Regions from separate parts of the Homo sapiens genome. Here region 1 is linked to region 2. The links are chromatin loops, found by intact Hi-C in ENCODE. Cell type or tissue: K562. All regions are shown on one strand. Links, peaks and the distances in the headings refer to the core of each region. The heading gives the core; the rest is flanking DNA. Region 1 overlaps SLC7A14-AS1 (SLC7A14 antisense RNA 1). Region 2 overlaps LOC105374211 (a long non-coding RNA gene).

Region 1 (10,633 bases), core at 1,757-9,756, 52 kb after region 2:
CCTTTTCATTCTCAGTTCCTGTGATTCTACTTATCATATCAATAGGATGTTTTCTGTTTTATATTACTGTGTGGGTTAATTTTATTTGTCAACTTGGCTGGGCCATGGTGCCCAGGTGTTTGGTCAAATATTGTTCTGGATGTTTCTGTGAATATAATTTTTGGATGATATTAACATTTAAATCAGTGGATTTTGAATAAATCAGATTACCATCCATAATGTGAGCGGGCCTTATTGAATTAATTGAAGGCCTTAACAGAACAAAGACTAACCTCTCCTGAGCAAGGAGGAATTCTGCCAGAAGACTGCCTTTGAACTTGAACCATAACTTTCCCGAGTCTCCAGCCCACTGGCTTAGCAAATCAGATTTTGGATTTGCCAACCCTCCACAGTACATAATGTGAGCCCGTTCCTTACAATGGATTACACACACATACACACACATGCATATTCTGTTGGTTCTGTTTCTCTGGAGAACCCTGACGAATACAATTGTTGTTTCAACAACAGAGAGTTGTTGAAAATAGATTCCTCTACGCTCTTCTGAAATCTGACAAAACCCATGATCTTCTGCCCATCTGAAGAGAAGAACAAAATTTTGCATATGATGTCTATTCAAAGGACCTTTCAGACTTCTTTGATAAAATCCAATATATTCATTGAGTAGGAAAAAGAAAAGAGCATTCTTGAAAGTGATAGCTTGATTCTCTGATCTATGACCTCTCATTTTTTGACACCAATTGAAGGGGACTGACCCAGAGGATCATGAGCCTATAATTTCCTTCCCAACTTCTCAGTGAAGTCTGGCATTCCTAGGAGCTAAAAAGGTAGGGTTATTAACCTTAGTTTTCACTACCATGATCCTTGATCTTTCTCTTATCCCATCTGAGACAGGATGGAGATTATTAAGTTTGAAAGCATCCATTTGACTTATAGATTTATTAAGGCCCAGGGGTAACCGGATGGGATGAAACTGAGGAAGCAGATTGGGAATCAAGTGGCCCATTCCATACTGGCAACACATCAAGATCATTTAAGTAATGATACTAAGTGCATCAATGATTTATTATGGAGCAAGAAATTTCCCAGCACTGCTCTTTTAAGTATAAGGCATGTCATGATGATATTGAGCTCCTGCAACGTGCTAGACTCTATTCAATATCATACAACATTCTTGTATCTGTTCTTATCTTTTTTTGTCTCTTTTTCTTGTTTAAACAAATACAATTAAAGGGATAGTAGAATCAAGTGGCTCACTAAAGACCACAAAGCTGGTAAGGAGCAGAGACAAAAATCTAAGCCAGATTTGCTGACTGTAAGGTTCCCTGTCTTTCCACTGCATCACAGCTCTGCTCCTGTGGCCTACCCTCTCTGCTCCCCTCCTACTGTGTGGCCATAAACAAGAGCTTCACACAGAATGCCAAATGAGAGATGATGCTGCAGGGAAAATGAAGGAAAAGAAACAGCACTTCTTAAAGCAGCTATCATTGGCAAGGGAAGCAGTGTTCCTGTGAAAACATGGTATCCAAAATGCTTTTATTGGTGGGAAGGTAGGAATCTCACACACAGACACACACACACAATGGGTAGGGTCTATATTGCAGAACCAAGAGGATAATCTTCACGACTGTTGTGACTGAAGAAGAGTGCTAACAGATTTCTCCACATGGTTTGCTGCATATGCCTGCTATAGAAAAGACTTATAATTTCACACTAAGGGTAAGCTTGATGGTGAATATGTACATTTTTAGTAATTCGATTGAGTTTATTAAACATGTATTATGGTCAAGACTCTGACCCCAAAGAGGCTGGAGAGGGGCCCCAGGAAAAGGAATCCCTAGTCTCTGCCCTTCATAGCTTTTTTTTTTTTTTTTTAAGATGGAGACTTGTTCTGTCGCCCAGGCTGGAATGCAGTGGTGCAATTTCAGCTTGCTGCAACCTCCAGCTCCTGGGTTTAAGCAATTCTCCTGTCTCAGCCTCCAGAGTAGCTGGGATTATGGGCCCCTGCCACAGTCACCACCCGGCTAATTGTTTTGTATTTTTAGTGATATGGGGTTTCACCATGTTCACCAGGCTGGTTTTGAACTCCTGACCTCAAGTGATCCACCCGCCTTGGCCTCCCAACCTTCAGTAGCTTTTTATCCAGACTTACCAATAAAGAACTTACCAAGGAAGTTACCAGACTGACCAAGTAAGATTGAATTAGAGCTGGATGTACAGCCAGTCTGCCCCATTTGCTCCAAAGGAGGAGTGCTTAATTTCAACTGGAGAGTTGGGAAAGGCTTTATAAAGTAGGCAGAATGTGAACTGGACCTTGCAGGCAGAGAGCCACTCTGTTTGGCAGAAAATGAAGGGAATTTCATTTCCAGCATAGGAAACAGACATGAAAGTGTGGCATCATGTGTTTAGGGAGAAAGGAGACCATTCAATGTGGCCAGAGCACAGACAAGATAAGGAATGGTGGGAGACGAGGCCAGCTGTGTTTTACGCTAAGATAAGGAGTGTGCTGTAGATTTTTATTATGCTTCCCAGTGCTTCACTTTTCCTTCCTGTGAGAGAATTACACATCTCCAGTCATTGCCATTGGACTGTTAGTGCCCACCATGAGAGGAGTACACATTTCTGCCCCACTGACATGGGACTCACTCATGTGACCTGTGAACAGATGCCTTCAGGCCACTCCCTGTTGACAACAGCTCTCTAGCTTTTTTCCCTTTGCCACCAGAATGGCTTATTCCATAGAGGAGCTGCTCCTCCAGCTGAGTTCTGGAATGAATGTTATCCATGGAGCAGCCCCACAGTTGACCCCACAATGACCTATAACTAACATGTAACGTGATAAAAAGTAAACCTTTGTTGTAAGTAACCGAAATTTTAGGGTTGTTTGTTGCCCCCAGCAAAGTTGACTAATAAATGTTTTTTACTTTATTATCAAAAGCAATGGATTTTGTAAAAAAAAAAAAAAAGAGAGAAGAAAAAAAAATTTTTTCCTTCTCTCCTTTCTGGCAGTCTCATGAATTTCAGTGCCGAACAAAACTTCATTTTAAATTTCCAACTGTGCTCAGATTCAATTGCTTTTTCCATATCAGGCATTCTGGAGGAATAGAATAACAATTAATTTATACTCACTTTTTGTAGCCACTGGATCAGATTCACCTGGAATTCATGTAAATCTAATAAATAGCACAGTGGGCGTCCAGTGCTTTGTAGCTGATGGCAGCAGATACATCACTTCCTTCCAATTGTTGAGGATATATAGCCAATTTGCCAGATAGGAATAAAGATTTCAATTTAAACACAAAGTTTATTTTTCAGAGATGGAATATTCCATTCAGGCTCAGCAAAGAAATAAGTAGACAGATGTTTCATGCTGAGGGGAACACCAGGGAAATGGCTTGGTCATGCTGGCCATGATGCTGAAAGCTCGTGCTGCCACCAATTTAAGTAAGTTCAAGGAGGCTTAACCTTCCTGGGGTTGATGAGAAAAAATTGAGAATACATTTTGTTATTATTTATATTATTTATGTATCACTGAGTTGAGCACTACCAAAGGTCACCATTCAGGTAGTATGGGAGGGAGCATGCCAGGTGGAGAGTACAGAGACTTAAATAGTATTAGGAATGGTGATGATAATGATGATAAGATATAAAAAGAGAAAGAAAATGGGCCTGGAGTCAGCTAAAACTCAATTACAAGAATGGCTTACAACTTACTAACTAAAGGTTTTATGGGAAAGCTGCTTTTAAAAAAATCTCTAAAACATAGTTTCCTCATTTCTCACATGGAAATAATAATACCTCTCTATTATAGTCATTATGAGGATAATATGAGATAATGAATGTAAAGTATTTGACATGTAGTAAGTGCTCAATAAATGTTGTTGGAGTTCTTTTTCTTCAGCTTTTTAACATCCTCCCTCACATGAATGCTTTTTCCTAACCCTGTTCAAAAGCCCATTCATCCTATAGTGCCTGGACTTACCAGCTCATCAAAGCCTTCTCTGACTCCAGTCTGTGATACTCTACCTTCTCTGAAACAGCAGTAATGGCCATAGGTGTTCATTATTTTGAATTCATTCACTCATTAATTCATTCATTCACCAAATATTTCCTGAGTACCTACTCTGTACCAGGCACTATTCAAGGTTCTGGAAATACAGCCGTGAACACAATATCCTTTCTCACCAAGCTTACGGTATAGTGAGGAGAGAGGGGAATAAACAAATAACAAGATGTAGCAAATCAAATAATGATTAAGTACGATGAAGAAAAATAAAATAGGGCAAGAAGAAAAGGGAGCGCCAGGGTGGGAGAGATAGGATTTCGTGTCAAGGCAGAGGGTCAAGAAAGGCCTCACTGAGGGGACACTGGAGTAGAAGGAGTGAGCCATGGGGAACCTGTGTGATAAAATCTCAGGGTAAAGGATCTAACCCATGCAAAGGCCCTGAGGCAAGCCTGACATGTTCTAGGAAGGACACCAGTGTGGCTGAGCAGAGTGAGCCAGAGAGGGAGTGGTGGGAGATGAAGACAGAAAGGTAGGATCCAGCAGGTGATGAAGAGGATTTTGATTTTTAAACTGAGAGAGTCAGGAAGCCATGGGAGGGTTTTGAGGAAAAAAGTCACATTATTTTACTTAGATTTTTAAAAAAAAAAAAAAAAGGTTCACTCCATCTGCTGGGTTGAAAATAGACTTCAGAGGAATAAGGAGAGAAGGAAAAACAAAGTTAAGGGATTTTTGCAATAAGAAGTGAGAGATAATGGCAGCTTAGAAGAGATAGTAGTAATGGAGGTGTTGGAAAGTGGTCAGAGTTTGGTTATATTTTGAAGAAGGAATTTCAAAAAAATTATCTGATGTGGTGCGACAAGAAAGAAAGGAGTCAAGGATGACTCCAAGGATTTTTGTCTGAACAACTGAGAAGATTCAGAAGATAGGAGTAGGAGGAGTTTTTGAGTAGGGGGAGAATCTTGTGTTCATTTTGGCATCTGTTGACTTTGAGATGTCTGTTAGATAGCCAAGTGGAGACTGAGTAGGCAGCCGGACATGAGTCTGGTCTTCAAGGGGCGAAATCTAGGCTTGAAATATGAATTCGGGGATGAAATAAGTAAATAAAATTTAAAGCTATGATCCTGGAGAAATCAGTGAAAGAGTGATTCCTGGGGCACTCCAGTGGGCAGGGCTTGGGAAGATAAGGAGGACAAGGAAAAGATACTGAGATGGAGCAACCAGTGAGGAGAAATGAGGGTGATGCCTCAGAAGCCAAGCAAAGAAAGCATTTGAAGAAGGAAGTAAGCAATGGTGTAAAATGCTGCCAATAAATTCAATAAGATAAAGACTGAGAATTGGCTATTGGATTTGATCATGTGGAGGTCACTGGAGATATTGATAAAAGCAGTTTTCAGGGAGCAATTTTGAGAGTGAAAGATTATAAGGAGAGGAATTGGAAGTAGTGGGCTTAAAAGTCTTGTTCAAGGAGATTTGCCGTAAAGGGAGCAGTAACTACAGGGAAAGTTGGGTCAAGGAAGGTTTTCTCTGTGAGACGGGTGGTGATTCAGCATGTTTCTATGCTGCTGGCAGTGACTCAATAGAAAAAGAAATATTCTTGAGCAGGAAAGAGAACAGATAATTGCTGGAAATAAGTTTGTGGATAGGAAAAAAGGATGGGATCAAGTGCACAGTGTAAAATTTGGCTTCAGATAGAAACCCAAACAGATCATCCACAACATCAGGAAAGAAGGCAGGACATAGATGGACAGACAGTCAGTTGGGAGAAGTGGGAGTTGGGAGAATAGGGAAGGTCTCTTTTGAGAGCTTCTATCTCCACCAACCCTACCCACACCCTCCTCCACCACCACCACAAGCCAGTGAATTAGGAAAAGGTAAAAAGTTGGAGGAGGTGCTGGAGATTTGAAGAGAGACAAGAAAAGGTACAGTGGTTATAGGAAAGTAGAGGATTGAATGGACTGATCAGGACAATGACGAAACCTTGCCAGCAGCTGTATGGGCCCACTGTGGTTATTAGTCATGAGTTTAAAATGAGATTTGTCAGTGTGGTTGTGGGGATTTTCTCCAGCCACAATCAGCTGTGGGGGTGCAGGGTGTAGAAGAGGAGGGAAACTGGATTTAACCAGGGTTTTACCAAGCAGACGTGATGAATGAAAGGAAGGAAAAGGTACTGGAGGGTGAATGAGTGAGCAGTTTTTAATAATGGACCATAGAATGTAAGCTGAGTCTAGAGGGAACTGAAGATTTTATGGGAGTGAGGGATGGTGAATGGATGGAGCATAGGTCCTAGTGAGGATGAAGAATTTTTGGAGTTGGAGTATCGAGGAATGGCATGGAAAGAAGAGATCAGTAGGTCTAAGAGTGGATGCATGAAATGACCAAGTCTGGGGTATAATTATCGGGTAAGTGACTGAGGCGAAGCAGAGGATAAGATCATTAATCATCATTACCTGGGTCTTATGTCCCCAGTAAGTACTTAGAGGAGAAGAACCATATCTTAAAAGTCTGTACCTTTCTCCTCAAGCATCTAGCACAGTGCAATGGGTTTCACAAGGGCTTTGTTAATTTTTGAGACAGAGTCTCCCTCTGTTGCCCAGGCTGGAGTGCCCTGGTGCAATCTTGGCTCACTTCAAGCTCCGCCTCCTGGGTTCATGCCATTCTCCTGCCTCAGCCTCCCAAGTAGCTGGGACTACAGCCACCCACCACTACACCCGGCTAATTTTTTTGTATGTATTTATTTATTTTTAATAGAGACAGGGTTTCACTGTGTTAACCAGGATGATCTCGATCTCCTGACCTCGTGATCAGCCCACCTCAGCCTCCCAAAGTGCTGGGATTACAGGCGTGAGCCACCGCGCCTGGCCTGGGCTTTGTTCATTTTTATAAGTTGATATTGAATGAAAAGTTTAACATCAACTTATAAACATTGAGGAATTTTAAAAATTGGGACAATGAGACTCAAATTTTCTACTACAAACTACTATTTTCTGCATCACCCCGTCACCCAAATTATTGCCAAGCTTTCGGGATCAACTAAAGGGGATTCCTGGCCTTACAGATATTAAAGTAATGATTTCAATTATTCAAAGCCAACCACAGAGTTCCATGGCAGGAGGTCATTTGTAACTTGTGAAAGCATGAACTTGGACTTCATGGCTTTAAGCCTTAGCTGGTGAGTAAGACTAGCCAATCAGCTACTTACCCTCTGTATCTCAGTGTGGCCATGTTATTTTACAGTTATTATCAGATCTGCAGACACTCTCTAAAGAGAAGAAAACATTATATGTAAAATTGCCTGAAAATCAAAGTGGTACTTTCATTAGGGCATCCATAGAGGGCTCTGCATAGAAACCTCAAAACGTAAAAACAACCAAATTTCACAACCGGTTTATTTAAATGGGCTCATTGCTTTAATCTGTATTTCAACATGTTGCTAAATACTCAGGCCAAAAAGTACTAAGCACTTGGAAGGGGTGGAGGTTGGGGGGAATTATCTTCAGCTCATTAGTGGCAAGCTCAGGGAAACAACAGAAAAAAATCTTTTGGGGTCATGGGCTGGGAGAATGAAAATAAACCAAGGTTTTTAAAATAAATAAATACTATCTTGTCAAATAAAACATACAGCCATAACTTGCAGGGGAGGAATAATTGGAAGGCTGAGGCTTATAGTAATCAATCAAACCTGATCACACAGCAGCTTTGGCAAGGAAGAGAAATAGGGGCTTTAGTTAATGTCTTGGCAAGAGCCTGCTTCCTTTCCACTTGACCTGGCCAGAGAGACAAGGTGTCCAGAGGTGTCAGACATAATGTTAGCTACCACCCCCACCCCCATGTGGTCCCTCGCAGTCCACAAATCTTGCTGACTGAGTTCTCATAACCATCCTATGTGGTAAGTATTAGTGTCTCATTTTGAGGATGTAAGTGGAGGCTGAGGGACCAGGCAATCTGCTTAAGAACATCCAGCTTGTATGTGGCAAAGTAGTGATTCAAACCACATCTTCTGGGTCCAGGCCAAGCTGTTTTCACACTCCAGCCAGCCCTGTGTCCATGAGTGTCTAACCTAAGGAGTATTTGTCCTAGTTTATTTAGGGTGCATTTCAATCAGGATTACCATTTGGGAGGGAAGCACATGCCAGCATGAGTTGCTCAGCCTAGCATTCAAGAGGACTGAGTCTTCCTTCATGATGTCTCATGTATGTTTCTTCCCCTTTTTCTTCTCACTGCCCTTCTTTACCTCATGCTGGGATATTGTGTCTAAGCTGAACATTCTGCCACTTTCACTTCTTTCCTCCAAACCAGTTCTTGTATTAATATAGACTAATTTTCCTAAGATACCAGCTTCATTACTTATTTTAAAATGTTTGCTGGCTGCTGTTCTCAGGATCAGGTATAAACTCCTTAGCTTGGTGTTCAACTCCTCTGCAATTTGGTCCCTAGTTATTTTGTAATTTTATGTCCCCCTTTCTGCCCTTTGACAGCCCAGAATGAGCATATTTCCCAATCCGAACCCTCATGTCCTGTGTTCACTTTGAATGCAGTGCCCTCGTCTCTCTTCTACACCTATATTTTCTACTTTTACTCTTTCAAAGCTAAGGTCCATTCTTACCACCTCATGGCCTTCCCCCAACATTTCAGCATATGGTGATTCTTCCAGGGCTAGTATGTTCTGTTTATCCCTCCAGGTCTGCTCTCCATCCTCTCCTCCCCGCTACCCAGGAAGCTGAGCAGCATCGACTGTCTCCCTCACTCCCCAAATACTGAACTCTCTCTCTGGTTTTCTACCACTCAACACCCACCTTTGTAAATAACTTTTTAAACAATTAAGCTCTCCTCAAATTACCCAATTTGAATCTGCCATCTGCTTCCTGCCAGGACTCTGACTGATATCTCTCCATTCCTCTGTATGTTCACAGGCCTTATTTATTGCTCTAAGTCTTCATGTACCATATCAAAGTCTGCTTTGAATTAATAGCTATTTTTCTCTGTGATTACATATTCCCAACCTGACTAAAGTTTCCTAAAGGCAAGGAATATGTATTACACTTTTATGTATGCTTCAATATTTTCCTCACCGCCTCCTACCCCAATAATACTTAGCACAATATACTAAGCAGTTAATAAGGACATTACAGGTCAATGTTCAAGGATAATGCTAAGAAGAGGGGGTGTGGGAATCAAACTAGAAAAACCTTCAAGTCTTCACCATTTTCTTTATTTCAAAAATGAATAAGGCTTAATTTTCTTATTTACTATTTGTAAAATGGGGATTAGGTACTTGCTCTTTCTACCTCACAGGAATGAAGAAAGAATTAAATCATGCAAAGCATGTAAAAGTAGTTTGCAAACTATAAAACATTGTGCTTTTTAAATGTAAATGATTATTACTTTTAGCAAGTTAATAGCTAACCAGCTATAAAGGCTAGTGTTTCAAATGATTGATGAGAGAGGCAAACTTCCAAAGGAATGAATGCACGATTAGGCCATGAAATTTGAAAAAGTAGTAAGGAAAACACTTGAAAGTTTAAAGAATTTTCAATGAACAAAGCATTTGGACATCTTCTATTATCTTGTGTTCCTATTTTAAAAACATTTAAATTGGTTAGAAAAAGCAGGCCAGTTTAAAGCCTTAACAAACACACACTTGAAAGCATCCAATTACAAGGATAATAGGTAATTGAGTGGTGGCGGGAATTGATGATTTACAAGTCTTGCTCAAAATTAAGCAAGTTCTTTTTTTGTGTTTTTTGTTTGTTTGTTTGAGACAGAGTCTCCCTCTGTCGCCCAGGCTGGAGTGCAGTGGCATGATTTCGGCTCACTGCAAGCTCTGCCTCCCAGGTTCACGCCATTCCCCTGCCTCAGCCCCGCCGAGTAGCTGGGACTACAGGAACCCGCCACCACGCCCGGCTAATTTTTTTGTATTTTTAGTAGAGGCGGGGTTTCTCTATGTTAGTCACGATGGTCTCGATCTCCTGACCTCGTGATCCACCTGCCTCCCAAAGTGCTGGGATTACAGGTGTGAGCCACCGCGCCCCGCCAAGCAAATTCTTATAATAACTCAAAGACATCTCCACTGGCCTCAGTTTACATACCTCCTGGCTAGTGGAAGACAGCTACATTGAATGCTACCAACTTTAAGGATCTGACAACAAACCTTCTGTACCTTAGAAATGGCTTCTAAAAGATCTGGAAAACAATTTTCCAGGAATTAAGGAAGCAACCAAAGTTATTGTAAAAGGTACACCTATTTTCCACAACATTGATGAAGAATTAAATAATCAATATAAAATACCTAGCTCAGTGCCTGATGCTGACATCATTCAGTGGGGGTAGCTCCCTTCTCCCTTATATTCAGATGCATATACATCATATATAATTATATTAAACATGCAGAGTTATAAATAAAAATTATACATAGGCTTAATTATAAATATATTGCATATGTTAAATGTATAGCAACATAATACAGATTGTGCTTTTGGAAACTTAACTGAGAACAAAATCTACATGCTTTTAATTATAGTAAATATGCCATGCATTAAGGAAAATTAACATTTCTCAAAATTCATATGCAAGAGAGTTGCTGCCTAAGACAATTTGCTGGAAAATGAATTGTGATCTGTACAGTGTCTT
Region 2 (10,633 bases), core at 1,181-9,180:
TGTTTTCAGCTCTCTATCTATTCCAGAATGTCCCCTGGCTGAATCCACAGTACCTTGTTCTTTAGATTCAAAGCAATGCTAAACCCTTTATTCATGAAAGCATTATATTTGGCTAATACTTGCAGAGATCCGTCAGTTGGAAAATAGCATTGGGAGGATCCCTTGACTGATGACAGTGATATGTTCCCCCACAAAGCAGCCACTTTGGGCACCTCTGCCAGTCCATGCTGGGCTTCTCCTGATTCTCTAATGCTGTAAAGAGAAAGGCTGCTGTATTCAGACTGCGATTTAGGAATTTTCTAGAGTCTTTCTTTGCCATTGAACAGTATCTCTGAAACTTTATGCCATTTCTTGATATTCCATCCCTAAAAAGCCTCATCTCAAAATCTTCAAAATAGGTTCCCCAAGCTCAGATAGATATTCCATCCCAAACATACACATAACAAGGAGTACATGCTTGTAAGTGTGTGTCATTATTTCTGGGTTCTGTATTCTGTTTCATTGGTCTATGTGTTTGTTTTTGTACCAGTACCATGTTGTTTTGGTTACTGTAGCCTTGTAGTATAGTTTGAAGTTGGGTAACGTGATGCTTCCAGCTCCGTTGTTTTTATTTAGGATTGTCTTGGCTATTTGGGCTCTTTTTTGGTTCTATGTGAATTTTAAAATAGTTTTTTTCTAGTTCTTTGAAGACTGTTATTAGGAATTTGATAGGAATAGCACTGAATCTGTAAATTGCTTTGGGCAGTATGTCCAAAATATTCATTCTTTCTATCCATGAGCATGGAATATTTTTCCATTTGTTTGTGTTGCTTCTGATTTCCTTGAACAGTGTTTTGTAATTCTCATTATAGTAAACTTTCACCTTCCTGGTTAGTTGTATTCCTAGGTATTTTATTCTTTTGGTGGCTATTGTAAATGGGATTGCATTCTTGATTTGGTTCTCAGCTTGGATGTTGTTGCTATATAGAAATGCTACTGATTTTTATACATTGATTTTGCATCCTGAAACTTTGCTGAAGTTATTTATCAGATCAAGGAGCTTTTGGGCTGAGACTGTGGGATTTTCTAGATATAGAATCATGTTGTCTGAAAACAGGGATAGTTTGACTTCCTCTCTTCCTATTTAGATGCCTTTTATTTCTTTCTCTTGCCTGATTTCTTTGTCCAGGACTTCAAATACTATGTTGAATAGCAGTGGTGAGAGAGGGCATCCTTGTCCTGTGCCAGTTTTCAATGGTGTTGCTTCCAACTTTTACCCATTTAGTATGATGTCGGCTGTGAGTTTGTCATATGTGGCTCTTATTATTTCGAAGTATGTTCCTTCATTGCCTAGTTTGTTGAGGGTTTTTAACATAAAGGTATGCTGAATTTTATTGAAAGCCCCTATTGAGATAATCGTATGGTTTTTGTCTTCAGTTCTGTTTATGTGATGAATCACATTTATTGACTTGTGTATGTTAAACCAACCTTGATCCCAGGGATAAAGCCTACTTGACCATGGAGGATGAGTTTTTTGATATCCCCCTGGATTTGGTTTGCTAGTATTTTGTTGAGGATTTTTGCATCTAAGTTCATCAAGGATATTGGCCTGAAGTTTTTCTGTGTGTGTGTCTCTGCCACGTTTTGGTGTCAGGATGATGCTGCACTCATAGAATGAGTTGAGGAGGAGTCCTTCCTCCTCAATTTTTGGGAACAGTTTCAGTAAGAATGGTACCAGCATTTTTTATACATCTGGTAGAGTTTGGCTGTGGACCTGTTTGGTCCTGGGGTTTTTTAGGTTGGCAGCCTATTTATTACAAATTCAATTTTGGAACTCGTTATTGGTCTGTTCAGGACACACAACAGTGTGAACAGGCATAATTGTGGCTGTCTGGCCATTCTTTCTCTCTACTCTAGAAATAAACAATACAGAGCAGAATAGCTAAGAAAAGAATAGAAGCAGAGTATGAGCACAATAATGACAAGGACTGAAGTCATATCAGATTCAAGAACTCATGTTATATGGTAGACAAGGGAGTGTTCAGAAATAAGGGAGTGGAAATCATGTCTGAAAATCCTGGTGGTTAAACATTTAATAGGGGTTTGACATCGAGCTGTTGAGGCAAACACTATTGAGTTGTGGTCCTTAGAAGTTAGGCTATGAGAAAAGTTTTGGGAGTTTGGAGTCTAGGCAAGGGAGTAAGAGAAGATAGCAGTAGAATTGTAGAGATGGATAACCCAGAAAGTTAGGCAAAGAAGACAAAAGAAGATGTGGCCATTGGCCAGGAGTGTATCTGGCCCAAAAGTGTGTGTCTTCTGGCCTGAATAATACCTTCTAGTGGGCATGGAAGGTCCTGGGTCTGCAGGTGTGTTCAGAGAGGTATGGTATGTCACAGAAAGGATACTGGATTAGGAAGCACCAGGCATAAACTTTAATCCTAGCTCTGCCCCATGCAAGCTATATAGCCTTAGGGAATTCATTTAATCTCTCTGAACCTTCGCTTCTTCATTTGAAAAACTTTGATGAAAGCACTTGTATTCTGTGAGGATAAGACAATACATGTAAAATTACTTTGAAACTTTAAATTACTGTGCAAGTGTAAGCCATTACTATCTTATTACTGTGAGTACAGTGCCCTCTGATTAAAATAAGCAAAGAAAGGAGATAACAGAGGTATAGCGGATATTCAAGTTCCAGACATCCAATAAAGAAGCTATCCATATGAGCTATCCGTATCCATATGAGCCTAAATTATTTTTTTCTCAGCAATGTGAAGTTATCTAAGACTTAGAGTAGTAAGACAATGCAAATAGCTATCATTTTGTATAGTTGTTAGGACTTTTGGCTTCAAATGACTGAAATTGGCTTCAAATGACAGAAAAAAGGGAAAGTTTGTTGACTCACAGAACAGGAGAAGGCAGAGAGGCAGCTTCATTTAACCATGGCTCAGTTCAAGGGCTTAAATGGTGTTGTAATCTTTCTCTTTCCCTTCTTAGTTGTTTACCCCTGTGTGGACTTGTTTGCCCTCACATTGCTGGCTCATCATATCATTCCAGCTTAGCAACCTTAGCAGAAGGAAAAATGGACTCTCCCACCTTCCATATGCTAATCCCCAAAAAAGACTTGGATGCCCCCTGCCCCAGCACCACCCTGTCCTCAATCTTTGGGTAACATGCTCACCTCTGAATAAATCAGAGCATATTTACTTTTTCCAAGTATCAGATGCATAAAGTTATAAGTAAAAGAATCTATTTTCATTAACATGTGGTCAAACCAGAAGCTCTCTTCTATCAGGAATATATTTGATAATACAATATGTACAATTATAAAAGTGCCATATGCTTTTTTCTTATGATAGAAACTCCATGAAATTGAATTTATTAGAATTCTTGAGTTTATAGCCTATGCTTGTGATATTTGACAGCTTTCTGAAATTTGTCACTTGTTTCAATTTTTCTTCTCTTCATTTGGCACCTACTGTGTGTCAAATGCTTCACTGGTCGCTGGGGATATACAAGTGAACACAGTAGGCCCTTATGTCACTTGCCTAGGAAATTGTCAGATCACCACCAGTAAAATGAGAGGGCCTCCAAAGGACTTCTCTGTGAACCTTTGGTCACCCAAAAACTGTAACTGCCACTTCACTATACACTTAGGTTGATTTTTTAAAATCTGTAAGTCTCCCTGTAGCCTAGCACTGGAAGATAGACAAAAACAAAAGAGAACTAGTTAACATCTATTAATGAGACAGAACAAAGCAAGACAACAAAGGCAAGACTGCAATAGTGGCAGAGACCAACTTTCTGTATTTGAGGTTGGATCTTGACTTTTTTGGAATTTTATTTTAGCTATTTTTATCTTAATGAAAACTATATAATAATGATGGTGAAATGTATAAGCTGTGAAATCCTGTGTTTCTGGATGCAGGAGGGATATTCAATGGGGTGAAACAGGAAATGTCATAAAATCCAGGCACTATTATGCTGGAGAGACATTTTAAAGGTGCAGATTAGCCTGGAATTTGTCTCTTAGCTCAAAAGCCGTAAGTTTATAAAACTCTCCCTACCACCACCTACAGCAACCCAGAACATATCAAAATTAAAAGCTCAAAAAGACAGTGCAGAGAAATGCTCTGCCATTTAAATAGAGACAAGACACTTTCAAGTAGTAAGCAACTTCGGCTGGCATTTTGCAGAGTGTATTAAAAAATAAATCTTCTTAAATTGTAGCATGCAATGAAGACTTAAAGTATGAACTTTAAAAATCATTGCCGCCAAGAGATTTGTGAATTCTCTAAAATGGTATTGAAATATCTGCTATAAGAAAGAAGCCATTTCAAATGCAGATGGTGAAGGTGGTAAATACCTTCTGAAAGGGAAATAATCTATAAATTTACAGTAAAGGAAAAAGAGACATTCCCTTGGCATCCTCAGCTAAGGGTTTCAACAATTCCTAGTTAAGGATTGAAGGGTTGAAAGTTATTATCAGACTCTATGCTGTTTATTATTTTTTAATGTACATACACCTAATAGGTATGTGTATGGGCATGGGTATGGATATGGACACAGACATAGATATATAGATACATGGATATAAACACACCCATTCTGGAAGGGCTATTATTGCATACTTGATCTTTTACCTTTATGTATCAAACTTCTATACACATCCACACATGGTTAAGTAATGTAATAGTCAAGTATATTTAGTTTTCATTCTATTGAGTGAGTTTAGTCAATTTTACCCTCTTTGTTGCCATTACAAAGTCTCTGCTTCATTACCCTCTCTGGTGAACTGAAAAGACCTTGACATCAGATCTTGGTATAAAATTTGACTCTTTCACCTGCCAGACATGAGACCTCAAGCAAATTGTGTAGTCTCCAAGTTGGTAAAATAAGAAGAATAAGACTGATGCCCAAGGCTACTTTGCCCAAGATTAAATTATGTAATATATGTAAAGTTTCTGTAACCTACCACCCTAAGGGAAACTTCCTGCCCATATTTTCTGTTCACAGGGACTAGTGTGCCACATATAAAACAACGTGACCTCCCCTATTAGTTTTGGCCCTGGGTGGTGACCCACTCTCTGGTACCAGAGAGGAAATGACCCCAGTCCCTGGGCCTGTGTCCTCTGAGCCTATGGGGGCAGGGGCCGCCCCATCAGCCCTCTGCATCCATGGAAGTTGTTCTTCCTTCATTTCATTTCATCACTGTCCTTTTCAGTCCAGGCTGGCAGTATTTGTACTGGTATAAAATTCTCAGAAACCTCACTGGCCTTCTGTGCAATTCATGGAAATCCAAGCTATCAGACAAGAGGTCTTCCAGACTTTTAGATAACTATATCTCTATTCGTGGCTTCTGCTGAGATGGCTAATGGGATCCATGAGTTAAAAGCCTAATCTCTTTAGCAAAGGCTTCTCTAGACACACCCTTTGCCCTCTTTCCAGAGAACACTATCTGGTGAGGCTGAGACTCAGCCAAAGCATCAAGTGCTGGTTTCTTTTTACTTAGCAGTTTATTCTTCAATTTATTTCTTTCTTCTCATGTTGTGTTAAAAGCAATAAGGAGAAACCAGGTAGTACCTTCGAAACTTTTGTTAGAAATTTCCTCAGCTAAATATCCAAGTTCATTGCTTACAAGTTCTACTTTCTAACACAGCACAATTCAACCAAGTTATCAGCCACTTTATAACAAGGATCACCAGTCCTCCAGTTTTCAACATTTCGTCATTTCTGTCTGAGACTTCACCAAGCACCTTTAATGTTCATATTTCCAGCAACATTCTGTTCATGTGAAAAATGTATTTTCTAAGACAATAGTAGCTTTCTCCAAAGCTCTCCTCTTTCCTTTCTGAGCCCTCACCAGAATCTCCTTTAATGTCTATATTTCTAAAAAAGTCTTTTCAAGGAAATCCATGCCTTTTCTTTCACGCACCACACAACTCTTCCAACCTCTATCCACTACCCAATTTCAAAGCCATTTCTAGCATTTTAGACATTTATTACAGCAGCTCCCCAATTCCTGACACCAAAATCTGTACTAGTTTTCTAGGGTTTCCATAATAAAGTAATACAAACTGGGTGGCTTAGACAACGGAAATTCATTGTTTACTGTTCTGGAGGATAGAAGTCGGAAATCAAGGCATTTACAGGGTTGCTTCCTTTTGAGGGCTGTGAGGAAAGGAGCTGTTCCAGGCCTGTCTCCTTGGCTTGTAGAGGGCTGTCCTCGCTGTGTGTCTTTACATAGCTTTCTCTTTTTGTGCCTGCCAGTGTCCTAGTTTCTTCTTCTTATAAGAACACCAATCATATTGGACTTGGTGCCCACACTACTCTAGTATGGGCTCATCTTAATTATTTATACCTGCAATGCCCCTATTTCCAAATAAGGCCACATTCTGTGGTATTGGGGATTAGGATTTCAATGTATGATTTTTTTGGCTGGGGGGAGGACACATTTTAGCCCACAATATCTCCCTTACATGGTACCAGTTGATTAGGCCAGGGTTGGGCAGCTGATCTATATATTACTAATTTATAGTTGGCCTATGACATTATCTAGAATGAACAAGTAACTCTTGGGCATTTAACTTGAAAAGTCTAGCATCATCCAGAAAGTTTGCAGGAAGAGGTAACACTGAGAGAAACACAGAGAAGAGTCCCTGAGGTAAACAAGGGTTCCTGAGCAAGCCAGTTATGTGGGGGCAGTAGCTCTGAGTCTTGAATAAGCTGAGATGTGTGATTAGGGTAAAGATACAGGGCAGGGAGAAGTAGCAAAAGGAGACTCAATAAGCTACACATGGAGAAGGGCCGACAGAGAGCAGTGGAGTTAAGTGAAGGCAGAGCACTAGAGGATAAATAGGTTCAGTATCACAGCCAAGGCCCCCGGAAATGACCAGGATATGGTTCCAGGCCCCATGAGGCCAGGTCCTGCTGTGGCCCCTGTTCCTGGAATCATGATCTCTGTCTCCTTCCTAACTCCTTTCTTACTGGCCCCTCCCCGCAAAAAACCCCAACACCTCCTTGAGCTAAGCCAGGTACAATACAAGGAGCCCAATTAAATTAGCACCTAATTCAAGGATGGAACAAAGTCGGTCCTCAACAGTGTTAGTTTCCATCCCTCTTCACCAGCTGTTAACTAGATCAAGATTCTGGTGCACAAAGCTACCAGACTAAGCAATGGCCCTTCCATGGTGGTTGGCTCATTAACCCCTCTTACTCTTATATGGGTTTTAATGAGTTAAGGCACTGTCAGATGCCGCTTCTTTCAGGAACACATCCTTCAGACTGTACAAACCTTGGTACAAACATTAGGAATTGTTACACTTAGAAACTCTCATTTTTATGTTTATAAACTGAGAAGAGGAGGTCATCACAGAGCAGTGGCTTTCCTTCTCTTTAGTATGCAATAGCAAAGGTGGGAGAGGAAAAAAGAGAAAACTGATGAGAGAAAAGAGATGGCTGACTGTTGCTAAGCAACCTTTGTTGGCAAAAAATCTAAAAACAAGAATCATGAGCTTGTAATTTGGCCAATATCATAGAGGATATTTATAATTCCTGAGAGATTTGTTTTCAGACCATTCCTTTTTGTAATTGAAGCACTTAATCACTTATTTTAGAGATGGTTGTCATAATTACATAAAATTTTATCACTTAAAGCTAATTTTGGAATGTCACTGATTGAGTTCCAAGTATTTGCAGAAGATATCTTAAGTTTTTTTTTAATGAAATATGCATCAGAATATATATGGTTTACACATGAGTACCATGGCTCTCCATATCTATAGGCAAGTATGCGTCTCTCTGTTGCTGTTATAGCACTGAGAATGGAAGGGCAGCACCAAAGCTTACCGTTTACATAATTACAGTCTTGGATAGGGAGATTAATTCATCCTGATTTGTCCAGAAATTTCCCAAGTTTAGTACTGAAAGTCGTACATCCCAGGAACCCCCTCAGTCCTGGGCAGACCAGAACAGTTGCACACCTTATCTCTGATCTTATTGTTGTACCTAAGAGGGTTAGATTGGATTTGCAATGAACCCTGGGGCTAGAGTGTTCTTGAAAGATCTTTTCTGAACACAGCTGAACTTCATATCTTCATATGAACTTTATATCTGGGGATTCCTCTGGGCAACTAGCTAGTTTGAACCTGATGGGCTTTAATTCATTTGGTGGAGCCTCAAGAAAGAGTAGTTCAGTGGAATCCACTGGAACTCCTTGGGAGTGAGAGTGAAACCAACCTGTTTCCTTAATCTGTATTCTGGGCCCATATCTTAAGCCCAAGACTTCCAACCTCTTGTCGAACCCTAGATGCTTTATATATGTAACAAATTCCTGTCTATAACATCAGTCATTATACAAAGCAATTCCCAATGGGTATGGATGTAGTGGGGTCTGCCATGGCAGATGTGTAGTAGTAAACGGATGTGCAATTTGAAAGAGAAAGCCATCCTGCAGTTCTTACATGTATCCCAGGGAAGAGGCTGTTCCCACTATGGGAGCAGTCACATCCTCTCACACCAATACAAAAGCATTCTTTCGAACCACTTTGGCAATCAGAGGTTTGGGTTAGGCACAATAAATTGACCAACTACATGTCTACTTGCCTCTGAGGTTCTTGGCACATGGTACTATTGACTATGTGATCAATTGGCCTGCATCCTGTGATCAGTTGACTATGTGATCAATTGACCTGCATCCTGTTATCTAGGGCACATAATAATAAGGTAGGCTATGCATCACAGCAAACTGAATTCAATGTGGAGGGCCCAGGAAGGAGGTATTCAAGGTGCATAAATAGTTAGAAAATAAGATGGCCAGAACAGTGGTAATTTAACTTAGTAGAGATAAGACTGGGCATGGCGCAGTGGCTCACGCCTGTAATCCCAGCATTTTGGGAAGCTGAGGCAGGCAGATCACCTGAGGTCAGGAGTTCAAGACCAGCCTGGCCAACATGGTGAAACCCTGTCCCTAGTAAATATACAAAAATTAGCCAGGCGTGGTGGCTCATGCTTGTAGTCCCAGCTACTCAGGAGGCTGAACCCGGAGAATTGCTTGAACCCGGGAGGTGGAGGTTGCAGTGAGTTGAGATCATGCCAGTGCACTCCAGCCTGGGTGACAGGGCGAGACTTTGTCTTAAAAAAAAAAAAAAAAAAGATAAGACTGAAAGGTAATAATCAATGCTCATGTAGATAAGGATTATTTCAGCTAAGGGATAGGTCTTGTACTGAAATAGAGCAAATAAGGGAAATTTTGAGCAATCCAAATATGCCAGAGTTAGGTGGAACATCCTGACATTCAACATGTAATAATTATATCTCATCTGGCAATACAGGGATGCCCTGTATCCAGGGTTAACAAAGGATTTCCCAAGGCTTGACCTGATAATTCTCTGTGTTAATCAGTTTATACACTGCAGGAAAGACCCTAGATGAATGTACCACCACAGGTGTCCCTAATAATAATCCATGGTATCGCTCAATGCCTTGAATGAATACCAAAAAATTCTACAGTGATTTGTGTGTGTGTGTGAGCTGATGGCTAAGAGGCTGAGAGGTGAAATAGGACTAGGCAATTAGGTTGTAAAGATGTAGAATAAAACTCAGTTGATGCCCTTAAACTCAGCATCATGCCATTCTTTCAAATGAATAGAATTATGTTTTAGGCTGGCATTAAGGAGGGACAATGATGTTGCATATTTAACTAACAAATGCTAAGGGAGTTATAAGTGGATTTAAATGAAAAACTTTGCAGGTGAAGAAAGATAGAAAAAAGCTGAGAGTAGAAAAATAACAAAAAGCTCTCATCATTCTTTATTCTGGGAAAACAAGGGTACCAGTTTCTGGGTTGACTTGCTTATGTAAACTAAAGCATTTTTAAAGGGTGCAACCCATACATTATCTTCCTTAACAATGAATGAAAGGGTGGTACTATAAGTCACAAGAAAGATTATAGTGGGGTGAGTCAAGCGAATACTCAGAATTCTAAAATTCTGAATTCAATTCTTTGGGCTCAAGGGATATATTCTTACTTATATAATACTAAGTCAACAAGGAATTGGTATGGGGCATGGTGTAAAGTAGGGGAGGGTTGTGGAGGTTCAGAGATGGCTTTTTTATTCCATCTATCTTGTTCTCAGATCCATCCACAGACACAGGAACTTAACCCTAGACTCTTAGGGGCCCCCTGTGGCTAAGCCCTCAGTCAGCAGAGCTCGTTTCACCTGCACTATCTTCCTTGCTCCAACCTCTTTCCCCCACTACATACACACACACACACACGCACACACACACACATGCACACGCACACACACATACACACAGTCCCCAAGCCCTTTTAGGTCATTTCATGACCAGCTTTCCACTTAGTATAGCACATCAGCCATCTTCTGCTCCACAGGGACTAGGAAGTGGGGACATGCTTCTTCAGATCCTGACCTAGGAGAGAATCCCTACAAACACATTTCCTACTAGAACAGCTACAAATCTTATTGTGGTCAATGAATGTCTGTTTCTCTCTCAACCTTAAAGCCTTCCTCCCAATTCTTATCCTCAGTAGTCACCAGAAAAGGGAAACTTGTCCTGCCACAAAAGCATTTGAGGTTTATCGTCTTTAATGCTCGTATCCCAGAGCAAAGTAGTTGGAGAGGCTGATTCA

Evidence for each region. Peaks named below come from ENCODE experiments on the same cell type or tissue, not always from the same donor. Only the 100,000 strongest peaks of a DNase experiment are listed, where the experiment ranks them.
Region 1: a loop joins it to region 2, with 6 times the contacts of the local background. A loop is called at or near these places in 2 of 110 quality-filtered maps.

What each region holds. Positions count from the first base shown.
Region 1 is chr3:170,722,192-170,732,824 of GRCh38, reverse strand. SLC7A14-AS1 (SLC7A14 antisense RNA 1) reads right to left here. Exons shown (of 6, transcript NR_135556.1): 4 at 7,206-7,265; 5 at 3,130-3,469. The region is part of intron 1 of LOC124906302 (a long non-coding RNA gene); the gene reads left to right. Among named protein-coding and RNA genes, the nearest start is that of SLC7A14, 140 kb to the right of the region's middle. RefSeq lists a silencer at 2,331-2,625. In K562, for the core only: a CTCF peak has its summit at 7,336; DNase peaks (open chromatin) are centred at 2,464, 5,534, 6,034, 7,184 and 1 weaker place; H3K4me3 peaks cover 214 bases.
Region 2 is chr3:170,773,521-170,784,153 of GRCh38, reverse strand. All of the region lies in intron 2 of LOC105374211 (a long non-coding RNA gene), which reads right to left. Among named protein-coding and RNA genes, the nearest start is that of RPL22L1, 91 kb to the left of the region's middle. In K562, for the core only: a CTCF peak has its summit at 3,585; DNase peaks (open chromatin) are centred at 5,273 and 6,783.